Linked DNA regions of Homo sapiens: all the other regions are linked to region 1. A link is a loop called in an ENCODE intact Hi-C map of the cell type or tissue named here. Cell type or tissue: IMR-90. All regions are shown on one strand.

Region 1 (5,000 bases):
GCTTCAAATACTGGTAAATAGGATGCCACAAAGCCAAGCACTTAGTGACAAAATTCACCATATATGGAAATCCCTATCTATATGTTGAAGGGGCTCAGTCACCTCTGAAAACTAACCATAGTTTGCCCTTGCTTCATCCTCACATCTGCAGTTAATACACTCTTGTCAGTGGCTTATGGCTGAGGCTGACTACAAGCGCTACAAGTGGAAGAGATGGAGGGGATGTTCAGGCTCTCAAGAAAAATAGCTGAAGAAGAAAAAGCTCCTCAAGTTCTTGGTGGCTCAACTGGAAGTAGCCAAAAGCAAATAAGCTGCCCGTGGGGCCTGCCTTGTTTTGCCACATGCCCTCAGCATAATAGTGAAAGGACTAGAGGAAGGCCAAGGCCACAGCCAAGAAACTGCAGCATCTGGCAGCTATCTGGCTTTCATACCCCGTGTGCCCCCCTTGCCCTGCTCCAGATGGCTTGGCTGCATCAACCAGGGATGCTGCCAATGCACTGGGCAACAGGTGAGGAGCTCATTGCTGAATATGTCATGGCGCCTAGAAGTAGCACCAAGAGGTAGCACTCGAGAATCTGTCTTTGGATTAAAATGCAAGCTTGAGACCTTATTAAGGAAGACTTGACTATAACAAGGAGACTGGTATCTAACTCAGCCACTCCCCTCCCTCAGCCTAGTCCAAACCAAGCTGCGCTATGCAAAATACATGGCATCATGGTTCAAATGAAGGATCTGTACCTCTTTCCCCAAGTTTCTGGAATCATTGAAGATTGAGTGTAAATTATCACTCTTATGTGTATTCTCCAAGCTTCATGACTGCTTTCTTGTAAAGAAGAAAAGAGGTTCCTTTCTCTCTTCCTAGAGTCTGAGCAACTCACCAGGGTAGTACCCTGACAGCAGGATATCCAGCATCGTTGAGCCTTCCTTTGTATGGGGAAAGGGACAATATGTCAAATTTGGTGTCTACCACATCCACGGTCCTCCTGAAGGGAACAACCATGCCCATAGCCCAGGCTGGGGGACAGCCCTGCACAGGTCTAAAAGTGACTCAAAGGTGGCCAAGCAGAGCCTAACTCATCCCCTGGGAGATGGCCTGGCCTCCAAAGCTCTGTCCAGACAGGAAGAATGCAATTAACTCAGCCAATGAGTCTCTCTTCCCTTCCTCCTTCCCTTCCCCCTCCACACTTCCCTCAAAATTAACCAGGAAATACAGGGAAAATAGTCTCTGAATTGTTAGTGGGACCAGAAGCTAAAAAGATGTACCCAGAGAGCAGGTGCCATGTAGGAAAGCTATGGGACAGAGGGTATGAGGGTGTCAAGGTCAAGACTAAGCTGAAGAAATGAGTTAAGGAAAAGGTACACAGAGTTGAAGGTGAGGCCAAGCAGCCGTAGTGGTGTACACAGAGGCCAAGTCCCTGTGCTGGATAGGATGGGGATAGGCCCACAGCTGAGCTGTGCTGGACCCTAGACTGTTGCTGAGCCCAGCTCCAGCCTCCTGTGGCATTTTGCACACTACTTACCCATGAGAGTCCTGTCTCTAACCCCCAACAGCTGCCAATAACCCCCAACAGCAAGGCTGCCTCAGTGTATTCCAGCTCTTGCCCTCACACTTCCTAGCATGACGAGGGCCAGTTTCCACAGATAGTTGGACAGTGGCCAGGCTAGACCAGCCCTGACACTCCTTCACCCATGTCACCAGATGCTTCTCATATCAGGCACATGACACCTAGCACGTAAGGTTATATTGCTCCTTATTGTTCAGGGTTTGATGCGATCTCAACAGCTATTTGTTGTGTAAAATATTTTTAGCATGAGATTTCTATGTGTATGGGGGACCTGGAGGAACAGTTAGGGAAGAAGAGAATTATCCTAGCAGCCGACTGTGTCACATTCTTGATGATGTGGTCAGTGCCCTGCCCACATACATGCTCAAAAAATAATTGTCAATAATGCCGTCTTCATCCCACCTTCCTGTGTTTATAAAAGACAAGTGCAGAGAATTGAAAATGAGGTCTCAGGGGATCCCAGGCAATTGAAACTCTTCCTTCCTCCCTCAGGGAGTGAATCAGAGAACACGTAAGTGCACTCATGTGGTCTTCATAGAGAGATACTGCACAGGGCAGTAGATTTCAGGGAGGAAAAGAAAAGAAAAACCTTTTCAAGTCCATTTAAAACAATCCATGCAGCTGTTTCCTGAACTCTTCCAGAAGAACTGAAATACAAAACGCTACCTCTTCCCTCCATCACCTCCCCCCCACCTCCGCCCTCCTAACTGGCTTTCAGGTGACGCAATGATGAGACCTCTGCGGTGAGCTCTCATCTGGAGGGATGCAGAAAGCCAACGGAGCATGGGGTGCTGCCACCTCTTGGATGTTCATAGCCAAAGCAAGTCTCTGTCCCAGAAAGGATGTATTTCGGTGATATTATGAAATGTTAACGGGCAATCTGTTCTGAAATAATTGCTCAGTGTGTTGGCCTCCTTTTCCATTTTAGAATTTCAAAGGCATTGCAGGCCGAAAGCAGTGCCAGCCTGTTAGTGGTACCTACACTGATTAAATCCAGCCCATCATAACCACAGCTACACAAAAGCTCTTTTTCCCAATTAATGAAATGCAATTAATGGTATCATTGAAAAACTCCTGCCACTTCAATTTAAAGCTATTTAGAGCTTCAATTTAGAACTGTGTGCATATTTTAGAACATGCTTTTTTTTTTTTTTTTTTTTTTTTTTTAGCTGACACGATTAACAGCACCTAATTTCTGGGATACGCCCAAGTTTCAGTAGGGGAAAAAAAGAATGTTTACCAGAAACATACACAATAATAATGGCCTCCTTTCCCTTCCTTTCCTAAACACACAAACACACACACACACACACACAGAGGCTCACACACGTGCAACCCAGTTCAGTTCCAGTTATTCAACTGTTACAATGTCTCCCTCCCTTGTGGAAAACCTGATAGGTCTATGTTGGAAATATCTAGGGTGCTCTGATGTAGGATACAAATTCCAAGGCCTTTATTGCATGATGGTCCTTTTGAAATATTTATATTGATCGGCCCAGTTCCTGAGAGGAAATAGGTTGTTTCTCTTATTCTCCCAGGTATAGGTCATTTGAGCAGTTGGGCTGTCATTTTTTTAATCTCCACATTTCCCTAAGGATAGTGAGAGGATGATTTAAACGGCAACATTAGCTGCTTTAGGCTAGATTTTCAAAGCTACACCAGGGGAGTTAAAAGCCCAAATCCTGTTATTGTTACAGGATTAATGCACAGAAATCCCAGAATACCACTTTGGAATTGTAGCCAAGGAATATTATTTTAATGTACTATGTGTTATTTTTAGACTCAGATATAGCCCAATTATCAGCTGGTGTATCAAAAATGAGACAAGACAGATAGCTGTCTTGTCTTTAATCCAAAATTCCAATGATGTTTTTGGTGTTTGTGTTTTCTCACCCCTTAGAAATCTGGATATTTGGAGGAAAAAGGTAAAAGATAGAAACTACAGCAGCTACCTCCTACCTGCTTGGTTGCTATAGAGGCTGCTTCTTAGAGTACTGGTTCTATAGAATATTTTAGCACGGTTTTCCCCTCCCCCACCCAGGGGAGGCAGGTGGTAGGAAAAGGAGGTATTGAATCAGGGGTCATCTTGACCATACTGCAAAAAGCTACAAATCAACCACAGCACACTCATGATTTCAAGGCAGCAAGTCAGGGCTCCTTTCTTCAGTTATTTTTATTTCTGCTTTTATACATCTTAGATTGTTGTTCAAAAATAACCAGCTGTAAAAGGTCTTCCAGTTGCTTCCAAGCTGCCCTGTGGACATCAACCAACATTTATTGATTCTCTACATCCCTGCTGTTGGGTTTTATTAAACTGGGCTTGTCTTTCCTTTGGCCCCTGAGTAATTGCATAGGTTGGAGATGGCCAAATCACTGTCTCTCAGCTAACCCTAGTCTGTGAGAACTCCTGCCTTTCTGTTAGTCAAGAACTACTATGCCAGTAGTTCCTCTCACTGACTTCCAAGATTCCAGAGTATCTTCCATTATCTCAAAAGTTATTGTATCATCCTAAAAAGGACAAGCATGTTTGCACAGATCTGTTTCTGTGTGGGGTAAGTTAGGAGGGGGTGTATTCCCACTTCAATAAACTCACAGTTTCACTATGTCATCAACGAGGGTTTCACTTGGAAGTCTCCCTATGTTTGGCCACCACGAACTCACAGATCGCAGAGCCCTCTCAGCAGACAGAAATGAACCCTTTTTGAACCACCAGCAACCAGGAGCTCTGACCTTGCTTTTCAGAGCAGTTGTGAGAAGGATTAAGTAACATTTTAAGAAGCACTTACCACAGAACTTGGCACCTTGTAGGCTTCCCTGAGTTAAGGAAGCAGCACAAACAATTTAAAAAATTCTTTTATATTTATGTGTATTTTTCAATTTGCAAAATTATTTTTGTACATGATCTCACCAGCAATACAATGATGAGCCTTGCTAATGCCTATGGCAGGTACTCAATGTGTGTTTAACGTGGAGCTGACTCAAGTTACATGTCAGCTTTTCCCATGTAGTTTGTACATAGAGTTTGGGCTACAAATAGGACTGGAATGAAATTCTCCATTTCAGTTTCTGGGGCATCGTCTATATCATAACCACTATTCATCTATATTTATTCATCTCTGAAACAGAAGTTATTGAATCCTAGACCCTCAAAAACCAGAAGAGTACTCCCAGTTATATATTTTAAAATTATAAAAATAGATTAACAACTCATGAGAATTATTATATTCTTATAATACATAAAATATAATTTTTATATTTAATAATATAAATACTAATTACTACTACCATCTACTATTGGTATAACACAATAAATTAGGCACTACTATATACATATATATATATACATATATAATGAACAGTTCTTCCTCTCAGTAAATACTCATTGAAGAACTACTAGGATGCTGTATACACCTATAGTTTACCAAGAATAAAACT
Region 2 (5,000 bases), 200 kb before region 1:
TCAGGAGCTCGAGACCAACCTGGCCAACATGGCAAAACCCCACCCCGTCTCAACTAAAAATACAAAAATTAGCCAGGCGTGGTAGTGGGTGCCTGTAGTCCCAGCTACTCGGGAGACTGAGGCAGGAGAATCTCATGAACCCGGGAGGCGGAGGTTGCAGTGAGCTGAGATCGCGCCACTGCACTCCAGACTCCAAACGGAGTCTTGCTCTGTTATATTTGGAGGGTACAATGCAGATTTCTTACATGCGCACATAGCATACTGTCGGAGTCTGAGCTTTTAGTGTAACTGTCACCCAAATAGTGAATGTAGTACCCAATAGGTACATTTTCAACCCTCACCCCCCTCCTGCCCTCCCACCTTTTGGAGTTTCCAGTGTCGATTATTCCACTCTGTAGGTATGTATGTATGGACATGTGTATTCAAGGAGTAATATTTTTAAAAAGGCATTCCATGGTCAAATAAGTTTAGGAATTGTGACATTAAACAAAATTAAACATATTTCTTTATTCAGAAATTTAGTGTGCTAATAATATTCACCACGATGCTCCAAGAGGGAGGCAGAGTATGCATTTCCCTTATTTATTTTACCAAAAGCTTTTTCTTGTAAAACGGTTCTCAGAACTAGTCCACACACTGGACTTTAAAGACCCTTTAACTTATGACATTCTATGATTCTATTGCCTTTTTATTCTGCTTATCTTTCCAATTTTTCTCACCTATTTCAGGAAAAGACCTACTTGGGCTTTTGAATTCATTCAGAAGGTGAAGTTTAGTTTGTTCCTCATTTCTTTCATCCTTTATTCTTTTTTCTCCTACAAATTTTTTATTTTGAAAAACTTTAAGCCCTCAGAAAAGTTGGAAGAATAGTACAATACGTATATATTCTTCACTTAAATTCAACAATTGTTAACATATTGCCTCAGTTGCTTTCTGTCTCACTCTCTCTACCCATGTGCCTAGACACACATATACATTATATATATATTCTATGTATAATTTTATTGCTGAACTATTTGAAAATAAATTTCAGACATCATGACACTTCATCATTAAATACTTAAAAATGTATCTTCTAAGAACAAGGAAAATTTCCTGGGTAACCTCAAAACCACTACTGCATCTGAGAAATTGAACATTGATTAATATCATCTAATGTATACTCTGTGTTTAAATTTCCCCAATTGACTCTAAAATATCTTTATTTTAGAGTCCATTTAGGGTCCATTAGCTACTCAGCCTCCCGAGTAGCTGGGACTACAGGCGCCCACCACCATGCCAGGCTAATTTTTTGTATTTTTAGTAGAGATGGGGTTTCACCGTGTTAGCCAGGATGGTCTGGATCTCCTGATGTCGTGATCCGCCTGCCTCAGCCTCCCAAAGTGCTGGGATTACAGGCGTAAGCCACCGCGCCTGGCCTCATGACATTTATTTATTTTTATTTTTGAAAAGCCCAGGTCATTTATTTTGTAGAAAGCCTAAGATTTTTAATTTTATGACTGTATGGTTTTTTCCTCATAATTATATTTAGTTCACATATTTTTGGCAGAATATTAATATGTGATATTTTTGTGTACTTCACATCGCACCATAACAGGGGCATGTCATGTCACTTTGTCTCATTATTGGTGGTATTTTGGGTAACAGCTAGGTTAAAATGTTATTTCCTGTAATTCTCTATTGTAAACGTGGGGCCAGGCGTGGTGGTAGACGCCTATAATCCTAGCACTATGGGAGGCCAAGGCAGCAGATCGCTTGGGCCCAGGAGTTTGAGACCAGCCTAGGCAACATGGCCAATCCCACCTCTACAGAAAATGCCAAAACTGAGGTGGGAGGATCACCTGAGCCTGGGGAAGTCGAGGCTGCTGTAAGCCGTGATCACACCACTGCACTCCAGCCTGGGCAACAGAGTGAGACCCCCATCTCAAAAATAAAATAAAATAAAATAAAATAAAATAAAATAAAATAAAATAAAATAAAATAAAGGTATCTTTTCCCCTTGGCAATTAACAAGTGATCTGACAGTTGATGTTTTAAGAATTATGAATAACTTGGTTCCCATCAATTTTTCACCTAATGGCTTTCCCATTTACTGATGATCCTTCCCTGAACAAAATATTACACTGGGAATTGCAAGATAGTGGTTCTTCTAATTCTATCATCCCTGCTTCTTTATTAGCTGTTACTCTTCTGTAAAGTAGAGCTTTTCTTTTGCTCTCCCCTCACATTGAGTATCATAACATATCATAGATTTTTTTTATTAAATGTTTTATCATCTGTTTTGTAATTCATTATTTTAAAATGATTATTCAGGGGCTAGTCTGTGCCAGGTATTGAAGTGAGATTAACCTAATGTTAGTCTCAGTTTCCCTTACCTTTCCTTGCAAATACTTAGGAAACCAGTATCAGTGGGAACATGAACAACTCATCCAAATTCTTGAACTGGTAACTACTTAGCTTCAAAGTTTGTTAGGTGGTAGAAGAAATTGAAGATGAAGATGGGAGTTGAGAAAGGCCCCCAAATTGTAATTATTACTCCCTTTTTATAAACCTTGGTCAGGCTACTGTGGTTACAGCAATCATCAGATGGCCATCTTAATCATCACACAGGAAAGAAAAAAAATCAACTACCATCTCTGTGGAACTATGCTGGGTCTGACTCAGAGGGCAGGGAATCTCAACACCAAAAACTCAGCCTCCCAAGATCCATGGAAAGAGAATCTATGTTTCTATGTTAAGCACAAAATGAGTCTTTTAATGATCACCCAAGGCACTAGGAAGACCTGGGGGAATACGTTTTTATCTTTAACATGTAGTAGATTCTTATGTAAATACCAAAGGACCAAAGTCCCTGGACAAGTCAGGGAGCCTGGGAGCACTTCCCTGGTCTGACACAGGACACAGGTCCCACACCAGCAGTATCCTTACCTCTCCAGGAGAATCTGAATGACAGAGCTGGGAGCCTACTTTCAGTGGAAAGATAAGGGACACTAGTTTCTGGAAAGAACAGACCAACCCATCCTGGTCATATTTTCCAGTGGCAAGTGTATTCTGAGTGTTATGTGGCAGGGGTGGGGGAGGATTTTGCAGTGTAACAAGCCTGGGTACCATGGGACCCTGCTGACTGGCAGAGGTTGGCAAACACATCTAAAGGACGTACATTCTTTTGGACTTGATTTTGTTCCTTTTAGGGAAGTCTCTGCTCCCTTGTGGAGCCTTCCAGCCTCAGAAAAAAGGTACAGTCTGTGTTCCCAAAGTGAAGCAGCAGGCATAACAGACAGAAACTGGCATCTTGCCAGGGGGATCAGTAGTCAGGGGGTGGTGGTGGTACCTGGAGCCTTTGTCACCTCAGTGAGTATACAACTTCAGTGGCTCTGTGAAGTCATGGGGGAAGATCCACCCAGCTGTCAGAGAAACTCCAAAGGGATAAGGGCTCAATGGAAAAAGTCCAGGGTTTTGAGATGAAAAAACTCAGGTTCAAATGCCATTCCCTAAAATTTATGAAACATAAGACAACTTACTTAATACCAGTTCCTTCATCTGTAAAATAGAGATAAAAAATCCCTCACAGATGTGCTGTGAGAATCAAGGTAAAGTAAAGCATGTGCCTACTTTATCGTTAGGATTCCTTTTTTTTTTTTTTTTTTTTTTTTTTGAGATGGAGTCTCACTCTGTTGCTCAGGCTGGAGTGCAGTGGCACGATCTCGGTTCACCAAAACCTCCACCTCCCAGGTTCAAGCGATTCTGCTGCCTCAGCCTCTGAGTAGCTGGGACTACAGGCGCACACCACCATGCCTGGCTAATTTTTTGTATTTTTAGTAGAAACGGGGTTTCTACTAAATCCCGTTTAGTTGGCCAGGCTGGTCTCAAACTCCTGACCTCAAGAGAACCACCCACCTTGGCCTCCCAAAGTGCTGGGATTACAGGCATGAGCCACCCCGCCCAGCCCATTAAGATTCCTTTCATTCCAGGTAACAGAAACCCACCTGAGCCAGTTTAAGAAAAAAAAAGCAAGAGAGATTGAGAGAGAGAATTAATTGTAAGGTTATAGTGATGTCTCATCATTCTTAACATTAGTAATTCAGCTAAGCCTTATAATGAGGCTGGAATCAAAAAATAAAAGGTCATCAGGAGTCATTGTAGCTTTACTTTGTACATCTGGGGTTTTTTCCTCTCCTTGTAAGGTTTGGCTTTCTCTCCTCCAAACCAACAGAGCTGACAGAATTTAGCTACCTAGAGCTCTTGAATGTACATCTTCCAAGACACTAACATAGGGGGAACCAGAATCTCATAATCCCAAGTCCAAAGTCTCACAACAATTTGATTCTTCCCCTTATAACATAGGTTCACTGTGGTCATGAGTGGATGGGGTTGGAACAGTGGGAGGGTGCACTAGGCTCAAGCAGCACACACAGCTGAAAGGCTCGCCCCTGTGTGAGAAGGGGAGCTGCAGGGATTGTTGTGGGCTGGGTAGATGCTCCAGAATGTGCTTTCTTTTTTTTTTTTTTTTTTTTTTTCAGTACAGCTCTTCAAGAATTTATTTATTTATTTTTATTATTTTGTTGTTGTTGTTGTGTCATCTTTTTTTTTATTATTATTATACTTTAAGTTTTAGGGTACATGTGCACAATGTGCCGGTTAGTTACATATGTATACATGTGCCATGCTGGTGCGCTGCACCCACTAACTCGTCATTTAGCATTAGGTATATCTCCTAATGCTATCCCTCCCCCCTCCCCCACCCCACAACAGAACCCCACCCCAGAGTGTGATGCTCCCCTTCCTGTGTCCATGTGTTCTCATTGTTCAGTTCCCATCTATGAGTGAGAATATGCGGTGTTTGGTTTTTTGTCCTTGCGATAGTTTACTGAGAATGATGATTTCCAATTTCATCCATGTCCCTACAAAGGACATGAACTCATCATTTTTTATGGCTGCATAGTATTCCATGGTGTATATGTGCCACATTTTCTTAATCCAGTCTATCATTGTTGGACATT
Region 3 (5,000 bases), 76 kb before region 1:
AGGAACATTTCAGGCCAATATCCCTGATGAACATCGATGCGAAAATCCTCAATAAAACACTGGCAAACTGAATCCAGCAGCACATCAAAAAGATTATCCACCATGATCAAGTTGGCTTCATACCTGGGATGCAAGGCTGGTTCAGCATACGCAAATCAATAAACATAATCCATCACATAAACAGAATCAATGACAAAAACCACATGATTAGCTCAATAGATGCAGAAAAGGCCTTCAACAAAATTCAACAACGCTTCATGCTAAAAACTCTCAATAAACTAGGTATCTATGGAACATATCTCAAAATAATAACAGCTATTTATGACAAACCCATGGCCAATATCATACTGAATGGGCAAAAACTGGAAACATTCCCTTTGAAAGCCAGCACAAGACAAGGATGCCCTCTCTCACCACTCCTACTCAACATAGTATTGGAAGTTCTGGCCAGGGCAATCAGGCAACAGAAAGAAATAAAGCGTATTCAAATAGGAAGAGAGGAAGTCAGACTGTCTCTGTTTGCAGATGACATGACTGTATATTTAGAAAACCCCATCGTCTCAGCCCAAAATCTCCTTAAGCTGATAAGCAACTTCAGCAAAGTCTCAGGATACAGAATCAGTGTGCAAAAATCACAAGCATTCCTATACACCAATAACAGACAAACAGCCAAATCATGAGTGAACTCTCATTCACAATTGCTACAAAGAGAATAAAATACCTAGGAATCCAACTTACAAAGGATGTGAAGGACCTCTTCAAGGAGAACTACAAAGCACTGCTCAAGGAAATAAGAGAGGATGCAAACAAATGGAAAAACATTCCATCCTCATGGATAGGAAGAATTAATATTGTCAAAATGGCCATACTGCCCAAAATAATTTATAGATTCAATGCTATCCCCATCAAGCTACCAGTAACTTTCTTCACAGAACTAGAAAAAACTACTTTAAACTTCATATGGAACCAAAAAAGAGCCTGCATAGCCAAGACAATCCTAAGCAATAAGAACAAAGCTGGAGGAATCACGCTATCTGACTTCAAACTATACTGCAAGGCTACAGTAACCAAAAACAGCATGGTACCGGTACCAAAACAGATATATAGACCAATGGAACAGAACAGAGGCCTCGGAAATAACACCACACATCTACAACCATCTGATCTTTGATAAACTTGACACAAACAAGCAATGGGGAAAAGATTCCCTATTTAATAAATGGTGTGGGGAAAACTGGCTAGCCATATGCAGAAAACTGAAACTGGATCCCTTTCCTACACCTTATACAAAAATCAACTCAAGATGGATTAAAGACTTAAATGTAAGACCCAAAAACCATAAAAATCCTAGAAGAAAACCTGTGCAATACCATTCAGGACATAGGCATGGGCAGAGACTTCATGTCTAAAACACCAAAAACAATGGCAACAAAAACCAAAATTGATAAATGAGATCTAAAGAGCTTCTGCACAGCAAAAGAAACTATCATCAGAGTGAAGAGGCAACCTACAAAATGGGAGAAAATTTTTGCAATCTACCCATCTGACAAAGGGCTAATATCCAGAATCTACAAAGAACTTAAACAAATTTACAAGAAAAAAAAACCCCATGAAAAAGGGGACAAAGGATATGAACAGACACTTCTCAAAAGAAGACATTTATGCAGCCAACAAACATATGAAAAAATGCTCATCATCACTGGTCATTAGAGAAATGCAAATCAAAACCACAATGAGATACCATCTCATGCCAGTTAGAATGGCAATCATTAAAAAGTCAGGAAACAACAGGGGCTGGAGAGGATGTGGAGAAATAGGAACACTTTGACACTGTTGGTGGGACTGTAAACTAGTTCAACCACTGTGGAAGACAGTGTGGCGATTCCTCAAGGATCTAGAACTAGAAATACCATTTGACCCAGCAATCCCATTACTGGGTATATACCCAAAGGATTATAAATCATTCTACAATAAAAACACATGCACACATATGTTTATTGTGGCACTATTCACAATAGCAAAGACTTGCAACCAACCCAAATGCCCATCAATGATAGACTGGATAAAGAAAATGTGGCACATATACACACCATGGAATAATATTATGCAGCCATAAAAAAAGGATGAGTTCATGTCCTTTGCAGGGACATGGATGAAACTGGAAACAATCATTCTCAGTAAACTATCACAAGAACAGAAAACAAAACACTGCATGTTCTCACTCATAAGTGGGAGTTGAACAAGAAGAACACATGGACACAGGGAGGGAACATCACACACCAGGGCCTGTCAGGGGGTGGGGGGCTAGGGGAGGGATCACATTAGGAGAAATACCTAATGTAGGTGACAGGTTGATGAGTGCAGCAAACCACCATGGCACATGTATACCTATGTAACAAAACTGCACGTTCTGCACATGTACCCCAGAACTTAAAATATAATAAAAAATAAAATAAAAAAAGAAAAGAAAAACAACAAAAAAAGAATGAGATCATGTCTTTTGCAGCAACATGGATAGAGCTAGAGGCCCTTATCCTAAGTGTAATAACTCAGAAAATCAAATACCACATGTTCTCACTTATGAGAGCTAAACAATGGGTACACATGAACACAGAGAGGGAAATAACAGACAATGGGCGCTCCAAAAAAGGGGAGAAAAAAGGGGGGGTGGTGAGAGCTGAAAATTTACCTATTGGGTACATTGTTCACTCTTTGGGCGATGGGGACACTAAAAGCCCACACTTCACCACTACACAATATATCCCTGTAACAAAACTGCACTTGTACTCTCTAAATCTATAAAAGGAAAAAAGAAAGAAAAAAGACTAAGCTCAAACCACTTCTTCCAGGAAGTCTTCCCTGACTCACCATGATCTACCTTTGCCAGCCTTTATGTTCCCATCATACTCGAATAGCTCCATGATTGCACCAGAATTGTCTATTTACAGGTTGATTATTCCCACCAGACTGTGAGCTCTCATTTAAGCTGAGGGGGATGGAGTCTTACCAGTAAGCACAGTGATGGCATGTAGCAGGCATTCCAGAGATGTTTGCTGAATGAGAGAGTGAAGGAGCCGATGAATCAGAGAGCCTCTGGAAGCCCTTGGATGTTTAGGAGTGACAGACTAGAAGGTTAATCTAATGACAAAACATCTACATTTAATTAGTGATCTTTCATTGCCTTGAATGAGAAGTTACCAAAGAATGAAAAATTACAAGAGAAATAGAATTGGGGCACTCTGGGGGGAGGGTAGTGAAAAGCTGTTGAGTAAGAGAAGAACATGGATAGGGTTCCGCAGTTGACCCAAAAAGGCCATTTCTCCCCTTCACAGGTATCACCACAAAGCAATGACCTCTAAGGTAGCTTGTGGCTGGACAGGGTTGGAGGTCTCTCAATTGCTGGACATTAACCCTTTAGTTGCTGTACTGTCGGGAGTTCTGAGGAATCCCAGAGGAGGGCCAAGCAATGTGGACAGTGAATGGGGGGTTCTCAAGGAGCCCTGGGCTGGGGCTATTTTCCAACAAGTACAAAATTATTTCAGATTTTTTAATCATTGGGGTAGACATACCAGTGAAATCAACTTAATACCAGCCTGCCTATAGGTAAATCAGGTACATACCCCTGTGTCTTCAAGGAGAATAACTGACCCTTTAAAAGCCAACAGTTTTTTATCAAGTAAGAACTCTTTCCCTCTTGACTTTTGAGAACACTTTCTCAGCACTTGGGCGGATAGAGCAAGCTCTAAACAAGCATTGAGTGATTTTTTTTTTCACTGTTTTTGTTCCCTTAAAAACTTGTCTGTATAATTGTGTTGGGTAGCTCTGTCCTTCCCCATAGCAATAAAATGAAAGCTGATTTAGGCCTTACTATGTGGAGGACTTTTAGTCACAACAAGCAATAGCTTTACAGTTATTTGCATTCTTAGCTTCCTCCTTCGTGTAATTGGAAGAGATTTTGATTCAGTCCTTAACCTAGTTTTTACAGAGCCTCCACCAAATGCCTCAGACTCAGATACACTCTGTCACCCGTGGCTAAATAAATGAAATGAGTTTTCATCAGAAAAGGTCAGTTCTCCTCCCAGAGAGGGTTTCTATGATTCCTGCACTTGATGGGGTTTTTCCCCACCAATGGATTTCTTTCTCACTTGATTGTCCTTTCCTCACTGAGTATAAGCTGCAACTCTTTCCAACGTGGGGCTCACTTGGGGTTTTCATTTTTCCAGGATTGATTCGCTCTCAGAAGGTGAAAGTGGGATGGGGGTGGGATGAGTGAAACCATCTCTGAAATGACCAAAAATAGCTGCAGTATATAAAGCAGCTGATTAAATTATTTTGAAGAGCTGATGAATGCTTTAAAAATCTCTGCACTGAATGCAATTACCAATGTTTCTCAAAGTGCACTTTGAGGCCACCTGCATCCCAATCACCTGAGTGCTTGTCAAACATGTAAACTCCCAGGTCCCATCAAAGGACCACATCTCACAGTAAAGGCCTAGAAATCTGTACTCTAAAAAAAAATTTAAATAAAGAATAATATACATACTGAAAAGTGCACACAGCATAAAGTGGACAGCTTGCTGGAGTTTCACAACTAAACCCATCTGCAAAGCCAGCACTCAGATCAAGAATAATATCACTGATATCCCAGAAGCCCCTCTGCTCTCTCCACGCACAGTCTACTCACTCTCCTCAAGGCCAACCCGTATCTTAATTGCTAATGCCATAGATTACTTTCACCTGGGTTTTTTGGTACTGTCTATAAATGGACTCATGCAGTCTGCATTCTTTTGTGTCTGGCTTTTTTCACAGATTGTGAGATTCATCCACATTGTTGCATGTCATTATAGACTGTTCACTCTCTTTGGCTGAATGGTATTCTATTGCATGACTATACCAAAATGTATCCATTCAATTTAAATCTAAATTATAATGAAATACAGTCATGCGTCACTTAATGATGGGGATATATTCTGAGAAATGCATCATTAGGCAGTATTGTC

The links. A loop is a pair of places that touch in the nucleus more often than their neighbours do. Peaks named below come from ENCODE experiments on the same cell type or tissue, not always from the same donor. Only the 100,000 strongest peaks of a DNase experiment are listed, where the experiment ranks them.
Region 2: it touches region 1 in a loop (2.3-fold over the local background); 13 of 110 quality-filtered maps call a loop at or near these places.
Region 3: a loop joins it to region 1, with 4 times the contacts of the local background. A loop is called at or near these places in 22 of 110 quality-filtered maps.

Annotation. Positions count from the first base shown.
Region 1 is chr4:128,451,803-128,456,802 of GRCh38, reverse strand. The region is part of intron 1 of LINC02615 (long intergenic non-protein coding RNA 2615); the gene reads right to left. Among named protein-coding and RNA genes, the nearest start is that of LINC02615, 26 kb to the right of the region's middle. In IMR-90, a CTCF peak has its summit at 2,367 (motif pointing left); a DNase peak (open chromatin) is centred at 2,302; H3K4me3 peaks cover 448 bases; H3K27ac peaks cover 1,166 bases.
Region 2 is chr4:128,647,645-128,652,644 of GRCh38, reverse strand. No RefSeq gene overlaps it. Among named protein-coding and RNA genes, the nearest start is that of LINC03140, 80 kb to the right of the region's middle. RefSeq lists enhancers at 1-83, 4,034-4,772. In IMR-90, no CTCF peak of the experiment used is centred here; a DNase peak (open chromatin) is centred at 2,654.
Region 3 is chr4:128,527,347-128,532,346 of GRCh38, reverse strand. No RefSeq gene overlaps it. Among named protein-coding and RNA genes, the nearest start is that of LINC03140, 41 kb to the left of the region's middle. In IMR-90, no CTCF peak of the experiment used is centred here; a DNase peak (open chromatin) is centred at 3,006; H3K27ac peaks cover 1,687 bases.